2 separate regions of the Mus musculus genome follow, and region 2 is linked to region 1. A link is a contact called in ENCODE Hi-C or POLR2A ChIA-PET data. All regions are on one chromosome and are shown on one strand. Each heading gives the region's core, a stretch centred on a gene start or an enhancer-like site at or near the end of the contact. The rest is flanking DNA. Distances are from core to core; before and after follow the strand shown.

What was found. A loop is a pair of places that touch in the nucleus more often than their neighbours do. ChIA-PET counts read pairs that join two places held with the same protein, here RNA polymerase II (POLR2A).
Region 2: a loop to region 1 is called in a map of heart, with 2.1 times the contacts of the local background. The contact joins two enhancer-like sites. A Hi-C loop is called at or near these places in 6 of 37 maps with a recorded cell type or tissue (gastrocnemius, heart and left cerebral cortex). POLR2A ChIA-PET finds 5 or more read pairs at or near these places in 2 of 5 experiments (both embryonic stem cell).

The regions. Positions count from the first base shown.
Region 1 is chr5:131,534,865-131,542,540 of GRCm38, forward strand. All of the region lies in intron 5 of Auts2 (autism susceptibility candidate 2), which reads right to left. Among named protein-coding and RNA genes, the nearest start is that of Gm29681, 120 kb to the left of the region's middle. Within about 2 kb of position 3,012, at least 1 of the 3 ENCODE cell types and tissues checked has a DNase peak (open chromatin) inside an H3K27ac peak, as active enhancers do; it is heart, where a contact is called at or near this core.
Region 2 is chr5:131,581,696-131,589,371 of GRCm38, forward strand. All of the region lies in intron 5 of Auts2 (autism susceptibility candidate 2), which reads right to left. Among named protein-coding and RNA genes, the nearest start is that of Gm29681, 170 kb to the left of the region's middle. Within about 2 kb of position 2,601, at least 1 of the 3 ENCODE cell types and tissues checked has a DNase peak (open chromatin) inside an H3K27ac peak, as active enhancers do; it is heart, where a contact is called at or near this core.

The DNA of each region.
Region 1 (7,676 bases), core at 1,762-4,261:
CAAGGCACAGAATGTTCACTCTATATGGGATAAAGAAATGTGGGGGGTAGGGGTAAGGGAAGTTGGGCTGGCTTTGGGGGACAAAGAAGATATTCTATGTAGTTTTCCAAGGCCACATTGATGGAGATGAAACATTTCTGCGTATAACTGAGGGAAATGTTCCAGTTCACAAGGCCAGGGATATAAAAAGACCTAGCCTATTTTTATTATGGCTGGCTCTCATTTATTTTATTCTAATCTTCCTTCTATACGGTGGTTCAGAGGATTAATAGGCTCAAGGGCAAAAAATATACAAAATAAGTATTCAATTGCATTCACTCGTGAAAAATCCTACAGAGATAACCCCTCTGCTTTTGCAGTTAGAATAAAATATACACAGAGCTTTTCCTGACATCATAAGTAACACTAAACAAAATTATATTATTAGAGTAGCATTTCATAAAAATGAGCCACAAAGAAGGTCCCGTGGAGGGTGTTCAGCATTAAACAGTTCAAGAATATTAAGTTACAAAGCCTCACTGATCTGCACTGCACACAGAGACTCGTGAATCTGAAAAAGCACACAGTGGCACCAAAGGTGTTACTATTCCCAAATCATAATGAGATTTCTATGTCTTTCTAAGTCTTGCAGTCTAAAACTTGGCAACTCAAAGAGTTTTCATCGTCCTTAAAATGATGTGAAATACTCTTAGAATGGTCACTAGCAAGCCTCGGCTTCAAAACCAAAATGGAGTTAATATTTTTTGAAAGAAAGGGGGAAAAAAAAAAAAAAACCTACACACATGCACACGAGAGCAATATTCTGTCTCTTCTGTTATGTTACAGAACTAAAATAACTGTTAAAAATGTTGGGGTTTTTCTATTACAGTGAGTCTAATGGGCCTAAAGAAATCGGTTTAAAAGAAAAAAAAAAAAATTAGCTGCTCTTCCAAAACTGCAAGAAGAGAGAGGGAGAAGCAACTTGTTAAGGCTGCATTTGCGTGGCTCTAGGTATGGGAGCCAGAGCTGGATTAGGCGGTAGGCGGCAGCCCCTGTGATTCTGTCACCTTTGTGAGCACCACTAGGCTCTGAGTATGCTCTCAAGTAGATAATGAAGTGACCCTGAGGACCTGATGATTCTGTGACCAATGGTTGTCAAGGAAATATGTCTGACGGAGATTCAAGATGCTTGGAGCGATGCCTTCTAATGGAAGCTTTTTGAGCCCTTCAATTTACTGGCATCAGTCACAAAGTGTTGAATTGTCTCCTGTGCCTTGCTTACAGTCAGGGGGTGTCTCAAAAAGGCCTCCTTTGGAAAGGCAAAAAAACACCAAAGGTACATGTGTCTCGGTGCCTTGGTTTAAAAAATAAAAATAAAAATAAAAAAGGTCCCTTGTTCTTCCATCTGGCCTCCTGGACCATCTTCGTCCAAATTCTTCAAGTAAGTCTCCCAGGCAAAGCCTTGATAGGTGCAGATTCCATGTAGCTGCTTCAACGGTCCTCAAGTAATTTTCCTTCACTCAACAAGACTGAAAAATCATCCATACAGGGTGGGCGTGATGGCTCAGCAGGTAAATAGGTTTGTTGCCAAATGCAACAACCTCAGTTGGATCCTCCATACTCACTTAAAGGTGGAGGGGATCACTGATTCCTGCAAGTTTTCCCTTCATCTCTTCATATACCCTCCACATACACACGTATTTTTAAAAAATCGTTTGTACATATCGCTGGGCGCCTTAATCGTGGGGACATTTTCATTTCGTTGCTTTTAGAAGAAAAAAGTGCATTTCTTTCTATAACTTGGTTCATTTCCCTAATTTTTTTTCTTTTTAAATTAGCAATGAGGACTGCAGGTGCGGTGGATCTAGTGGCAGACGCATGGATGCCTTCCCGCTTCTCTCCAGCAACCATTACCTTTAGCCGCACAGAATTTAATATCAGTTGCTATTTCATTTCCTCACCTCGATTGGCTTTGATGAGTTTTATATACACTTAGAAGCACAACCTAAAATTCCCAGACAAACATGCTCTTTGGGGCATTTTACGGCAGGGTGGGTACTATTTGCCTTTTATGTCAATACTTTTTATGGTCTAGAAGCTGTAGCTGGCGTAGAAGGAAAAGTTGGGTAAAGCAGTTTGGTTAAAACAAATAAAAATAAAGAAATAAAAAATTCCCGTGCGCACGGGTGGGTCCCAGATGTTTGAAGCTGTACCCGGAACCCCTTAAAACTCAATTCGCTAAGGTAGCTCTCCAAAACGGCACCCGCAGGAAGAAGGTGCAAAGACAATTCTCTTAGAAACTTAGGCGCGGGTGAGTTCCTGCACCAGCTAGCTCTCCTTTGCTTCCCCGGGCTCCGCGTGCGCACAAGCGGGAGGGCGGGGACCCGGAGCTCAGCCCAAGGACAGTGACCCGTCAGCAGGCAGCGCCGCTCCAAGGAGCCCTTCCTAGCCCGAGCCGGTGCGGGCATTCCCAGCCTAGGAGTCCAGCGGATCTCCCTTGGGAGCTATGGGTTCACTCCCGGAGGTGGGATCGCCTCTGTTGGCTAGGGCCTCCCCCGGCAGGCACTCACGGCTCACCGGCCGAGCCCAGCCAGCTCAGGGAGCTAGGAAAGTACAAAGGGGAGCGGGGGAGGGGTGGGGGAGGAAGGCCAGGCCCGCCAGACGCCAGCAGCCCGCCTCCGTTACCACCCTGGCCCGGCTGCGGCCGCAACAAAAGACCCCTCGACCCCTGCCTCCTCCCCCGAAACCGCGGACCGCAGGCGAGCCAGCCACCCCACCCCATCCCCCCAACGGTGGTGGTGGTGGGGCAACATTACCTGGTCGCCAGGGGTTCGGCGGTCTTGTCAACCCCAAGTTCATGGTTTGAGTCCTCCGTCAGGTTCTCTCCGGGTGGATCACCACACACCACCGGGAGAGAGCAACCAAAACCCAAGGCAGAGAAAACGCCCAACTCCAGCCGGCCCGGCTAGGTCCACAAGTCTGTGTGTTTTGCTAATTCCTCTCCAAAGTCTCAAAGCTGAGGCACGCGAACCAAATCCGAACCGGATCCTAAACGGCAGCAGAGCCAGCAGCAGCAGCACCCGGCTCCTCCACGGCAGCCAGGAGTCAACGCCGCGCGCGCACATCCAACGCAGCCAAGTCCCGGGCGGGTGGCGGGGAGATGGGGAGGGGGCCCGGCCCGCGCGCTCTCCTGGTTGCTCCTGCGGGGCGCGCGGGGAACCGGCTGGCTTAAACCAGAGGCTCAACTTGGTGCGCCCTGGGGACCTGGCAGGGCTGAAGAGCAGCGGCCCGGGAGCCGCTGCCGCGGCGCGCGGAGCTAAGAACGAGGCGGCTGCGGCGGCGACAGGACAAAGGAGACCATGTGCGGAGGGAGGGAGGAGGGAGAGGGAGGAGGAGGAGGAGGAGGAGGGCGTACGGCGGCAGAGGCGAAAGCAGCTCCCCGGCGGCCGCCTCGGGCTCCCCAACAGCGGGTGCCGCCGGTACGGCACCGCCGCGGGCTGATCTGATGGGTCCTGGGCCCGCTGCGGCGTGGCACCGACACGCTCCGGGAGTCGCAATCTGCCGCGGGTGTTGCCCGCCTGCGGTGTGGAAAGCTGTGGTTGAAGCTGCTACGGGGCGCGCAGGACTAGCTCCGCTCCGGCCTGCCTCTCCCGCCTGTTCCTGGCTCAAGTGAACTCCATCAGGCGGCCCGCCGCCAGCGCCACCGGCTACCCGGGGCTGGATTGAGGGAGAGAAGGGGGGTCCCTGGTAGTGACGCGAGGACACCCCTTTCTCCCACCCTTGCTCTCGCGCTCTGGACTTCGCTGCCCGGATTGTACCGAGCGCGCCTTACTCCTGGCGCTCGCGGCTCTCGGAGCGGGACTTCTCGGCGCGCCCAGCCGGAGCCGCCAGCCGGTGCCACCGCCCCTCCTCCGTCCCGCCCCACGTGCCCCGCCCCTCGCCGCCCCTCCTCTCCACCCTGGCGCCCGGTTGGCCCCGCGGGGGCGCAGTCCCTGGGTGCGACACTGACAGCTGTGGCTCCCACTACATCCCGCCTCCGGTTGCGGACCGGCCCCTGGTCCCCATGGCGCCTTTCCCTCTACGGGCAAGAACCGCGACGCTCCGGTCCTTTTTGCAGTTACAGCTTCCGAGATTTGCTCTAAACCAAGGAGAGGCTACTAGGCCCGTAGCCCGGGGTTGAATTGCCTCTAGGCCAATCTCATATGCAAAGAGTTGGTTCTGAGATGGGGGTGGAGGTCCAGATTCTGGGCACACAGTAGGTGCACAATATAACATAATCTTTGTACTGTCTGACATGGATGGGAGGTTGGGTTCCTAGTCTAGAAGAAAAAGATCTTGATCTAACCCTCATCCCACGAATCACGGTAGGTTTCATGAACTGCCTTCCCTCTGCACAGTTCCTCAAACTATCCGACTTGTGTATACATTCACACCAGCCAAGTGGTGACTGAGGCTTCCCCTTCTATGCAGCAAACATAAAGACAGGGAAAGCAAAGTCAAAGCTTCGCTCCATGGATGGTAACTTATCATCTATCACCAGGATGTCCCCTGGAGCCAGCTCAGCTAAGCTAAGCGCGTTGGGGCAGAGATGGATGGATGGATGGATGGATGGATGGATGGATGAAATCATTAATTCGGCCCTCAGTCATTTAAGTGACTGACCTTCTACCAGAACACACAGCCGCTCTTTCCTTTTTAATCAAGTGTAAGATTCTCTCTCCCTCCCTCCCCACCCCTCTGAGTGTGCTACTTGTGTTCCAGTGCTCCATAGGACAGATGCCCTGGAGCTGTGAGTGGCCTGATTTGGGTGCTAGGAACTTGACAAGAACAAGCACTCTTAACTACTGAGCCATCTCTCCACCGTCAACACTGAAATTCTATAATCCCAGTACTTGGACAAAAGATATTAAATTTCAGAATGGTCTAGGGCACATGGTAAAAACCTTAGTGAAATGAATCAATAAATGACCAATAGTAAATACATGTTTCACCTCTGTGAAGGTACTTCACCACCACTGATGTCATTGAACTCTTAATATAAATTAAAAAAACAATTTTTACCCCAAGGTGCCAGAAAGAAGGCTCAGCATTGTAAAGATTGTAAAGGCATTTGCCACCAAGCGTGACAACTAGAATTTCATACCTGGGACCCACACAGTGTATAAAGAGAACTGTCCTCTGACCTCCATAAGTATACATACAATAAATAAATAATAAATAAATAACTGCAATAAAAAAATTTTAATTTTTCAAAAAAGAAATGGGGGTGGGTACTTGGTGTATAGCAACTTTTTCTTTCTTTCTTTCTTTCTTTCTTTCTTTCTTTCTTTCTTTCTTTCTTTTTTTTTTTTTTTTTTTTTTGAGACAGGGTTTCTCTGTGTAGCCCTGGCTGTCCTGGAACTCACTTTGTAGACCAGGCTGGCCTCGAACTCAGAAATCCACCTGCCTCTGCCTCCTGAGCGCTGGGATTAAAGGTGTGCGCCACCATGCCTGGCACATAGCAACATATTATAATCCCTCTAATAAAACTAATTTTGGAAATCAAAGGTCTCTTTCAAGCGTTAGCCTTCTGGAAAATACAGCAAAATGACGTTTGGGGGAAATGGACTGGTTTAACTATCCACTTAGAGGAAAGGTAGTCTGTAGCCCCAGCAGGCCTGGAGTCTCTATGTAGCCAGGGTGACCTTGACCTCCAGATCTTGAACAGCTTTGAAATTCAGCAAAGCCCCAGTCTTCCTAATTGGACACTTCATTTTGTTTAGTTTTACTGCAACGGTATCTTACTACATAGCCCAGGCAGGTCTCTACTCCTCCTTTCTTCCCAGTGATGGGATTACGGACACGTACCACTACATCAGGCCCAATTCTGGAAGATTTCCAGTCCAAGGCTGGAAGACATCATGTCTTTTGTATTCCAGTAGCTTAATACACAAAATATTTCTGATTTCTTAACATCACTTTCAGACTCTGAGCTGGTTCTAAAGACGGCAAATCTTAGAGAGAGGCAATCCTACTAACTGTCAATGAGGAAGCCCTGGACTCGAGCTGAGACAGGAGTTATGGGCCAGCCTGGACTATGCAAGATCTAATCAACTAAACAAACATGATCAGGCATGGACTCCAATGTCTTTCTACTGTTACATTAATTATTTCAGGAGAGTTTATGGACTCTAACCACTGGGGGGGGGGAGGAGCATTCATTTCAGTGGGGTGGTCTTTGGTTAGTTATCAATGTTCCAGTAAATAACTGCATCTATGATCTTGCCATATTTAAACTCAGAGGGACACACACATACATTTTATTTTTTAGAGTGTAAAGTAGCACAGGCTAGCTACTTGGCATTAAAAGCAGGAGGGGGACTCGCTGTGAAGAAGAGGTTCAGTAGGATTGGGAGGAAGATCAGAGAGGGTAATAGAGATTAACATGACAAAATATATTATATATATATGTGTGTGTGTGTATACATACATATGTGTGTATATGTACATATATGTATATATATATATATATATGAAACTGTCAAAACATTTTTTAAAAAAATCAAAGATTTCAGTCAAGTATTTTAGTCAAAATTTCTAAGCAAAAGGAAAAGCCATCTTCCTCACTATATGACTAAAGTCAAATAATTTGTTTTAACCCAGAAAGCTGAGGCAGAAGGATTATAATTTTGAGGCCAGCCTGGACTATACAATGAGACCCTTTGTCAAAACAACAAAAGCAAACCAAAACAAACAGTAATTCTGAATGCATTTAGAGCAGTCATTCTCAACCTGTGGGTTGCTGACACCCTTGTAGGTGGAAGGACCCTTTCACAGGGCTTGCCAAAGACCATGGGAAAACACAGATATTTACATTATGATTCTTAACAGTAGCAAAATTATAGTTATGAAGTAGCAATGAAAGTAATGTTATGGCTAGGGTTTAATACAACATGTGGAACTGTATCAAAGGGTCGCAGCATGTGGAAGGTTGAGAACTACCACTCTGAAGACTTAAGTGGCTGACAATTTGAAATTTGAGATGGTATTCAGTGGGTATCACAAGTTATGAGCCACACATATAGAAAATATTTCTTTACCATTCCTGCCTTGGGGTGAATGTTTTGCATTGAGAAGGTTCCACTCATCTATTTGTATTTAGCCTTGGAAACATAACGAGCTTGAAGCATGGCCCCAAAGGAGGAAAGCTGGGAGGTTCCTGACACAGTTAAAGGAAGAGGAAACCTTTACAAAAATCCATTCGAGCCTTTAATTTTAAGTCACATAAGCAGTTTGTAAAGAGCACTGAAGGGCACTAATAACATATTAATAAATATATAAATTAAGTTAAAAAATTAATATAATAATAAATTCTCCAGCTAGCCTTGGGTAGATGCCACTTTGGCTTTTCTTAATCTTTTTTATTTATTTTTATTATGAGGCAGAGGTTGGTCTTGAACTTGCAACGTAGCTGAAGATAACCTTAAACTGAGCGGATCAATCTCCCACTACCTCTCACGGGCTGGGATTACAGGCTTGCTCCTAGACCTGGTTTATAGCTACCTGGTGGCAGCACCAGTGAGCCACGCATGGTGGTAAGCAATTGAGGCAAATCCCCAGCCCAAGACCTGTTTTTGGTTTTTTTTTATTACTATTTATCTATTTATTTATTTCTTTTTAAGACAGGGTTTCTCTGTGTAGCTCTTATTGTCCTGAAA
Region 2 (7,676 bases), core at 1,351-3,850, 46 kb after region 1:
GAACGGGCGTGCGTGTAATACTGTAATGCCAACGGCGGCATAATTCTTGAAAAGTTCATTTGCACAGAATTCTCCGACTTGATGAGGCAAAGTTTGGAGCCTCTTGAATCATTCTGCCACGGTGGGCGGCATTGGTGAGGCCTGCTCTGAGGTTTACAGCCCTCCCTCTTTTCAACTTGCCTCAGCTGTAGTCCATTAAAGACCCAGGGCTGCGTCCCCCAGTCCCAAGCTGGGGGTTTACTGCTTGAGGAAGTCATGGGAAGCTGGTTTTATGATGCAGTGCATTCAAAAGCCATGGAGTTATGTGGTTTGTGGGTCATTTTGGAGTGAGTGAGTGTGTGTGTGTGTGTGTGTGTGTGTGTACACAAGCATGCATGTGCACATCCATGCATGGGGATATCTGAAGTCCACAGGGGGCCGGGGGGTCCTCTTCCTGGCTCATCTTCTACCTTTATTTGTTTAGACAAAGTCTCCCACTGACCTAAACATCTTCAATTTGGTTATACCGACTGGCCAGCAAGCCCTAAGAATCCTCCTGTCTCTGCCTTCCCAGCACTGATATTATAAATATTCTCCGGCTTTGCATATGGACACAGGGATCTGTACTCAAGCCACTTTACACATCATTAAGGCTTGTTGCTTCTTGGGGCTGGAGGAGGAGAATAGAAACTCTTTGTAATGAGGGCTGGAAAGATGGCTGAGTGCAGTGGTTCTCAACCTTCCTAACGCATACAATTATTTTTGTTGCTACTTCATAACTGTAACTTTGCTACTGTTATGAATTGTAATGTAAATACATGTATTTTCTGAGGCTCTTATTTGACCCCCGTGAGAAGGCCGTTTGATTCCTAAAGGGATCATGACCGACAGGTTGAAAATCACTGGCTTGGTGGTTAAAAGTTCTTCCTGTTCAATCATGAGACCAAAGAGTTAGTTAGCAGTCCAGCACACCTGACAGATACCCATAACACTGTGACTCCGCCCCTGAAGTACCACCAACATCCTTTTCTAGTCTCTGCAAGCATGCATGCTATGCATGTGCATGTGCACACGATCAGGCACAAAGGAAGATACACACGAGTACACACATGCATGCGCATATGCACACACACACTTTACACACATACACTTTAAAATGAAAGACACTGCAGAATGAACGTCTCGCCCTCTTCAGGCAAAACCATACTAAGGAGTATTCAAGAGGCCTCTGTGCCCAGTTCCTCAACGCTATGGAGTCTTGCAGGAAAACATGCAGGTTAGAGGTGTGATATTTCCCCATTCCATGTCTCCCCTCAGGAATAAAAACCGTCAGCGTGCTACCCTCATCTCAGCACACTTCTCAGGACATGGCATTGTGCAAAGAGAAAAGAAAGGGGAGACTGTCTTTCCTGAGAGTTAACAAAAGACCCTGAATTTGTCTCTTGCGTATCAGCAGTTAAGACACGATGGAGCCTGCTTATCTACCTCAAAGCTCCAAGTCCATTATTTATGCTCCCTGGGCATGCCACCTGCGTAGGGAAGCATCCTCTTTTCAGGATGCTTTCCTCTTCCTAGCTCCCCTGGCTCTGGGTTATGGCTAGTACAATATTTCTCCTATTTCCTGCATTCGTTAACTTGGCCCAAATGTATGCCTACTATTTGGATTATTAAAATAGCATCAATTTAAAATATTTCTCTTGAGGGGGCTAGAAAGTGGCTCAGCAGTTCTGAGTGCTTGCTGTTCTTGCAGAAGATCCAAGTTTGGAGTTATGTCCCCAGTCCTTACATTGTAGCTCAGGGGATCTGACACTACGCCCTCTTCTGGATTTAGCAAGCATTGCATACGTGAGCACACACACACACACACACACACACACACACACACACACACAAAATGAAATAAACAAATCTCAATAAAATAACAAAAAGAGCAGCATTCCTCCTCAGTGGCATGGGTAGGCAGAAAACCAGAGACCTTTATGGTGGTTGGAGATAGGAGGTAACTCTTGAGGAAATCCAAGCAGAAGAGAGAGGGGTAGAGCAAAATTGGGGTGACTTTCCCTTCAACTGCCCCCTCCAGCTCTGCAAAGAGCTTGCTAGAAGATTCCTGCAGAGTACAGTTCGCTCACTCCCTTGCATCCTAGAGTGTCAGTGGGAGTCCCTGAAAGGCTTCTAAGCAGACACAGGAGTGAGTACCGTTAAAAGGAGTCTCCCATTCCCTTGTCTGTCTTTCCTTCCAGCAACCTTATAGTGTATGGAGGAACTTAAAGGTCCCCTTGTAACCTCCCTGCAGAGATGGTAATGGAACACTGGTTGCTTTAAGAGGTTGATGTTTCAGGACAGTGAAGCTATTGTGTACTTAGTAGCCCCCAAGACATCCGTTTGTACCCTAAAAGCCAGGTGATGTTCAAGACAGGAAAACTGGTGGCGGAAGGAAGAACCTTTGAGAACCATAAAAAGGCAGAAGGATCCAGGAAAACACTTTCAGGAGATGGGGCTGATAGAAAGCTGGGGGGGGGGGGGGGAGGAGAAGAGGAGAGGCCAGATCAAGGGAGAGAGGTGGGAACCATGGCAAGAGGGAGAGAGGAGGACATAAGATAAGCAGGAGAACTGTGGGAGGCTCCCTCGCCATCAGAGAAGCAGTCACAAGACAAGAGTGGGAGAGAGCAGCCAGGAAGTGAGAAAGCCTGGCAGTCCTCCCCGGATAAATGACCGAAGGGTGAAGGGCGGTGAGAAGTTTAATTAGAAACCAGCAGGGCTTCTCTCAACTACCTTTTGTGAGGCTTTGGCCCTGTGGTGATGTGCCAGGAGGAAACCAACTCCCCCTGACCTCAGCCAGCAGCATTGGGCCCTCCTTCCTCCCTGTGGTTACCCTGTCGGTACCACGCATGTACACTGGCTTGCTTCCCCACTAACAATGGTCACCCCTGACTGCTCTTGAGTAGGAGTGGACATCTGGAATCACACTACAAGAGGTCTTCCGTCCCACCTCCCCTCCCCTCTGCCCTTTGCTTAGCATCGCTGCAGCCTGGCCTTGGAGACACTTCCCCCATGGATACTGACCATCTCATTTCCTAGTCTCTAAGGGGCTTGCCATCCATCCCCCTCTGACCTGCCAGCGGGAGAGATGACCTCACATTTGTCCTGCTTATTGCTGGTAATAACCATTAGGGACAATGGCAGCAGCTCACACCTGCTGCCTGGCGAGGATGGCAGACCAGGTCTCTGCAGGAGGCCAGAGATGTAAATCCCTGGCCTTTTCATCGCTTCCTTGTGGTCGCACAGCTGTAGTGAGGGAGACAGGGGAAAGGATGCAGTTTGCCTGGCTTGTCTTCTGCTTGGGTTACTGGACTGTGGCCTGGGGTTGCTGATAGGCCAATACAAGACATTGTGCTGGGCTGTAGACACAGCTCAATGGACAGAGTGTTTGCCTAGCATGCATGAAGTCCTGGGTTTGATCCCCAGGACCACATTACCTGGGCATGGTTCAGCAGGGGGATTAGAAGTTCAAGGTCATCCTCAGCTACTCAGCAAATTTGGAACCAGCTAAGGCTGGAACAAGCTAAGGAACTAGCTACTCAGCTAAGGCCCTGAGTTAAGAAGGCAGGCAGGCAGGCAGGCAGGCAGGCAGGCAGAAAGACATCATGCTGTTGGAACCTTGATTGCCTCAGTTATTCATTAGAGTCTAGAGACTCTGGCATATGGAATCTAAGGTGATGATGGTCATATTCTTTGCCTAGCCATCTCTTTGTGATGGATGGCTTCACTCTTGGGCATCTTCACAGTAGCCCTTGTGATCTTTGAAAGATGCTGACAACATCCAAGACAAAGCTTATGGCAACAGGGTCCTTCCGGGCAAACCCCACCCCTAACCCCCAACCCCGTCATTATAGCTAAGAACCTACTGAGGGGAACCAAAATTCAGTGGTCTAAGCTCACAGGTACCTCTTCCAAAGTGTGACACACCTATCAGCCACACAGACATGCGCAGGGCACATCCTTCCTGCCACCGAGTCGCCAGCCCTGCCCCTTTCATCGTCTTCGAGGCGAGCCAACAGCCTGAGAGCAGCCAGCAAGCAAGCTGGGCCCCAGCCCTGCTGTAAAGTATTAACTCATACTGAACACAGTTTGTCTCCGAGGACCCTCTTGGCCCCTTCGTCATCCTGTGCTGACATTTTAATCGTGCTTTTGTGGGAGCTGGCTGGCAGTTTGTCATCGGGAATGGCGCGGCGAGGGGCCAGAGCGGGTTGCTGGCTGTGTCGGCTGCTGAGGGAAGCGGCCCATTCTGACAGACTGAGCAATAATCTGAACTTACTGCGCAGAGCCTGTGGGACACCAGCCGGGCCGCTTTATCTTCTTCATTAAAGTGCGCTCAAAAAAAAAATCCATTTTCCTTTAAAGTCTCAGGAACAGATGGAGTAAAATTAATTGCGCCATTACGTCCCGATAGACAATACCAGAGTGGTTTTCTTTCAACTGTGCATGTGTGTTACAAAGTGCTCTTCGTAAAAGGCAATTACTGCAACATTTGCCATAAAATAAAGGTTGCTTTAATGGGCAATAAACACAGGCTTCAAATTTTGTATGAAATGGGTCTCCAAAGGGCGCTGTTAGAGGCAGCTCAAAGGCACGGCTGACTTTAGTATTTTCTGCTCGGGCTTCAGCTCAGCTAGTTGAGAGAACAATGATTTTTCCTCCACCATTGGATGTATTCTGATAGAATTATGTACATGAGTTAGAGTCACTGTCTGGGCACCTCTTGCCAGATTTCTCTGGCTAGCAACTAGCGGGGATGAGAGACGGAGAGAGAGCAAGAGAGATCACTAGGGTACCATCCAGGGCAGAACCTTCTGCCAAAGATGAAGCCAAGTGACAGGCTGCTGGTTCGCAGGGGATGGAGGACACATTTTCTCTCTCCCAGGTCAGGTGAGGGTTCCTAGTGAATTCCGGCAGCAGGACGCAGTGAGAAATCTATATTCATGTATATTTAGAGCCATTTAAGCCTGAGACTTGGCAAAAGGGAAAATAGTTTGTGCTTTATGACCGAGACAGAGATGATGATCATGAAGACCTGGAGGTAGATTGATGGCCAGACCCTCTGGCCACGACCTCACTTCCTGCTCTCTGAGGACAGCGAGCACACCACTGTTAGGAGCTTGGAATTCACAGTGCTATACAAATCTCCACCAGCCCTGCTGGAGGAACCTGCTTCTCCAGTCCCCTGCCCTTTCTTTAGGAAACCTCACATTAAATCTTCCTCCTCTTGCCGACACCTCAGATGGGGGCGGAATGTAAAGGAGATCAGAGATTCATTTCCCTCCACTATATTTCTACATTTCGGTAATTACAAAGTTAGCATGACATATAAATGATCCATTAATTGAAATATGGACGACACCAACTCCAATATTTATGGCATAAATCCATATTTCATTAAATAAATCCGATAAGCAAATATATCACGGAGAACAGGAGGACATTTTTATTTAAGCCTGAGATCAGAAGCCAGAGGACTGTTTTCCATCCAAAATAATGGAGCTACAGCTTGGAGTGAAAAAAAAAATTAGGTAAGGACGGTGAGACAGAGAGGCTGATGGTGAAAAATGAATGTGGGGAAACTTGGCCTCGGCACACGTGGTCAGGGGCACCAGCAGCCGATGGCCACTGCCATCTGAAACCTGCCATCCCAGTTCAGAGTGCCAAGGTGGTAGCCTGGGGCAATGGTCAGACTCGGGGTGGGGTGGGTGGGGTGGGGGGGGGAATCTTTAGCAGCTACCAGCAGAGCAGAGAGTCTTTTCTTTTTCTGTTCTACTTTCATGGCACTGTATTGTATTTTAGTAGTAGTAGTAGTAGTAGTAGTAGTAGTAGTAGTAGTAGTAGTAGTAATGGTAATAATAATAATAATTATTATTGTTATTGGTCAGGTTATCAAAATGCACAGCCTTGCCTACAATTCATATGTAGCTACGGGATGACCTTGAACTCCTGACCCTTCATTAGGCTCCTGAAGAAGACAGCTGAGGGCATTCAGTACCCTGGTGCTATCTTTACAGTAGTTATGAGCTGCCTGATGTGGGTGCTGGGAACTGAACAAGAGCAGCACAGGCTCTTGGCCAGAGACACCGCTCTAGGCCCTTTGTTTTAAAGTTTTGAGCGAAGGCTTCGTGATGTCATCCAGGTTGTCCATGAGCCCTCTCTCCATCCTGCTGCCTTTGCCTCGTGGGTGCTGTCATAACCAGCTCACTGTGACTTATCAATACACGTATCATGCCACAGCTAACATTTCTCTTTTATTTGGATTGAAAATCTCCAAAATATCCCCCTACTAGCTACTTTGAAATATTCAGCTCATTTGAGACAACCATGCCCTACTGTGCAAGTTGTTTTTCTACCTGCATCCCTGTAGCCACTATCCCCCCTCTTTTACTTCTAATATACAGTCTCAAAGAGGAAATACAACATAACAGATAGACAGATAGACGTATATTGCTACTTAAAGACTCCTATCCTTAGGATAGACAAGATGGCTCCCTGGACGGAGGTAGCTGCGGCCAAGCTTGATGAGCTGATAGTGACTGCCAGGATGGTGGATGGAGAGAACTGACTCACATACACTGTCTTTTGATCTCCACATGTATGCTACGGCACTTGCCCTGCCTCCAATAAAATACAGTGAAAACAAAAATCTGTTATAGGGTGGGTACGGTGACACACAACTGTAATCCCAGCACCTGGAAAGCAGTCCTGGATGGATCTCTGTGGGTCTGAGGCCAGCCTGCGAGGTATGAACCAGCCTGGATTACATAGGAAGGCCCTGCTGCAAAACAAACCAACAATAACAACACCCAGCTCCTGTTGCCTTCAGGAACACCCTAAAAGTCCTTATGCCTCAGAGCCAGAGTCTGAACAGCCCAAAGGTTACAGAACTCAGGGTCACTCTCTAAGCTAAAGAGTACACAAGTAAAATAGTGTGATAAAAATCTATTGTTAATATGTATTTTTAAAAGTCAAAAACCCAATGAAAATCAACAAAATCCATCACCAGGTAGCTGGATGAAGAATTTCCTAGCTAGCTGTGTGTGGCGATGCACACGTGTAATCTTAGCATGGGAGAGGCTGAGGCAGGGAAGATAAGGAGTTGGGGGGCTAGCCTGAGCTACATGGTGACAATTTACCTCAAAAGTAAACACACACACACACACACACACACACACACACGGGGGGGGGGGGGGGGGAGAGGGAGAGAGAGGAGGGAAGGAGGAGAGGTACATAGATTGGAGAGACTGATGGGTGTGCAGATAAGTGAGAGATGCATAGGTGACAGATGTAGGTAACTGATAGACAGTATAGAGAACGCATAAACAGACACACAGATGATTGGTGAGATGGAAGACAGATGATAGAAGATATTTAGATGATAGTGTTCTAACTTCATTTCTGTTCTGTGAGGAAAAAAACTGACGAAAACCACCACCACCAACAACTGAACAAAGAAAAACAAACAATTTAGCTGGGTGTGGTGGTGCACACCTTTAATCCAAGTGCTTAGGATGCAGAGGCAGGCGGATCTCTGTGAGTTCAAAGGTCAGTCTGGTCTATAGAGTGAGTTCTGGGACAGTCAGGGCTGTTATACAGAGAAACCCTACCTTAAAAAAAAAAAGAAAGCAAACCAAAACAACAAAACAAAACAAAACAGA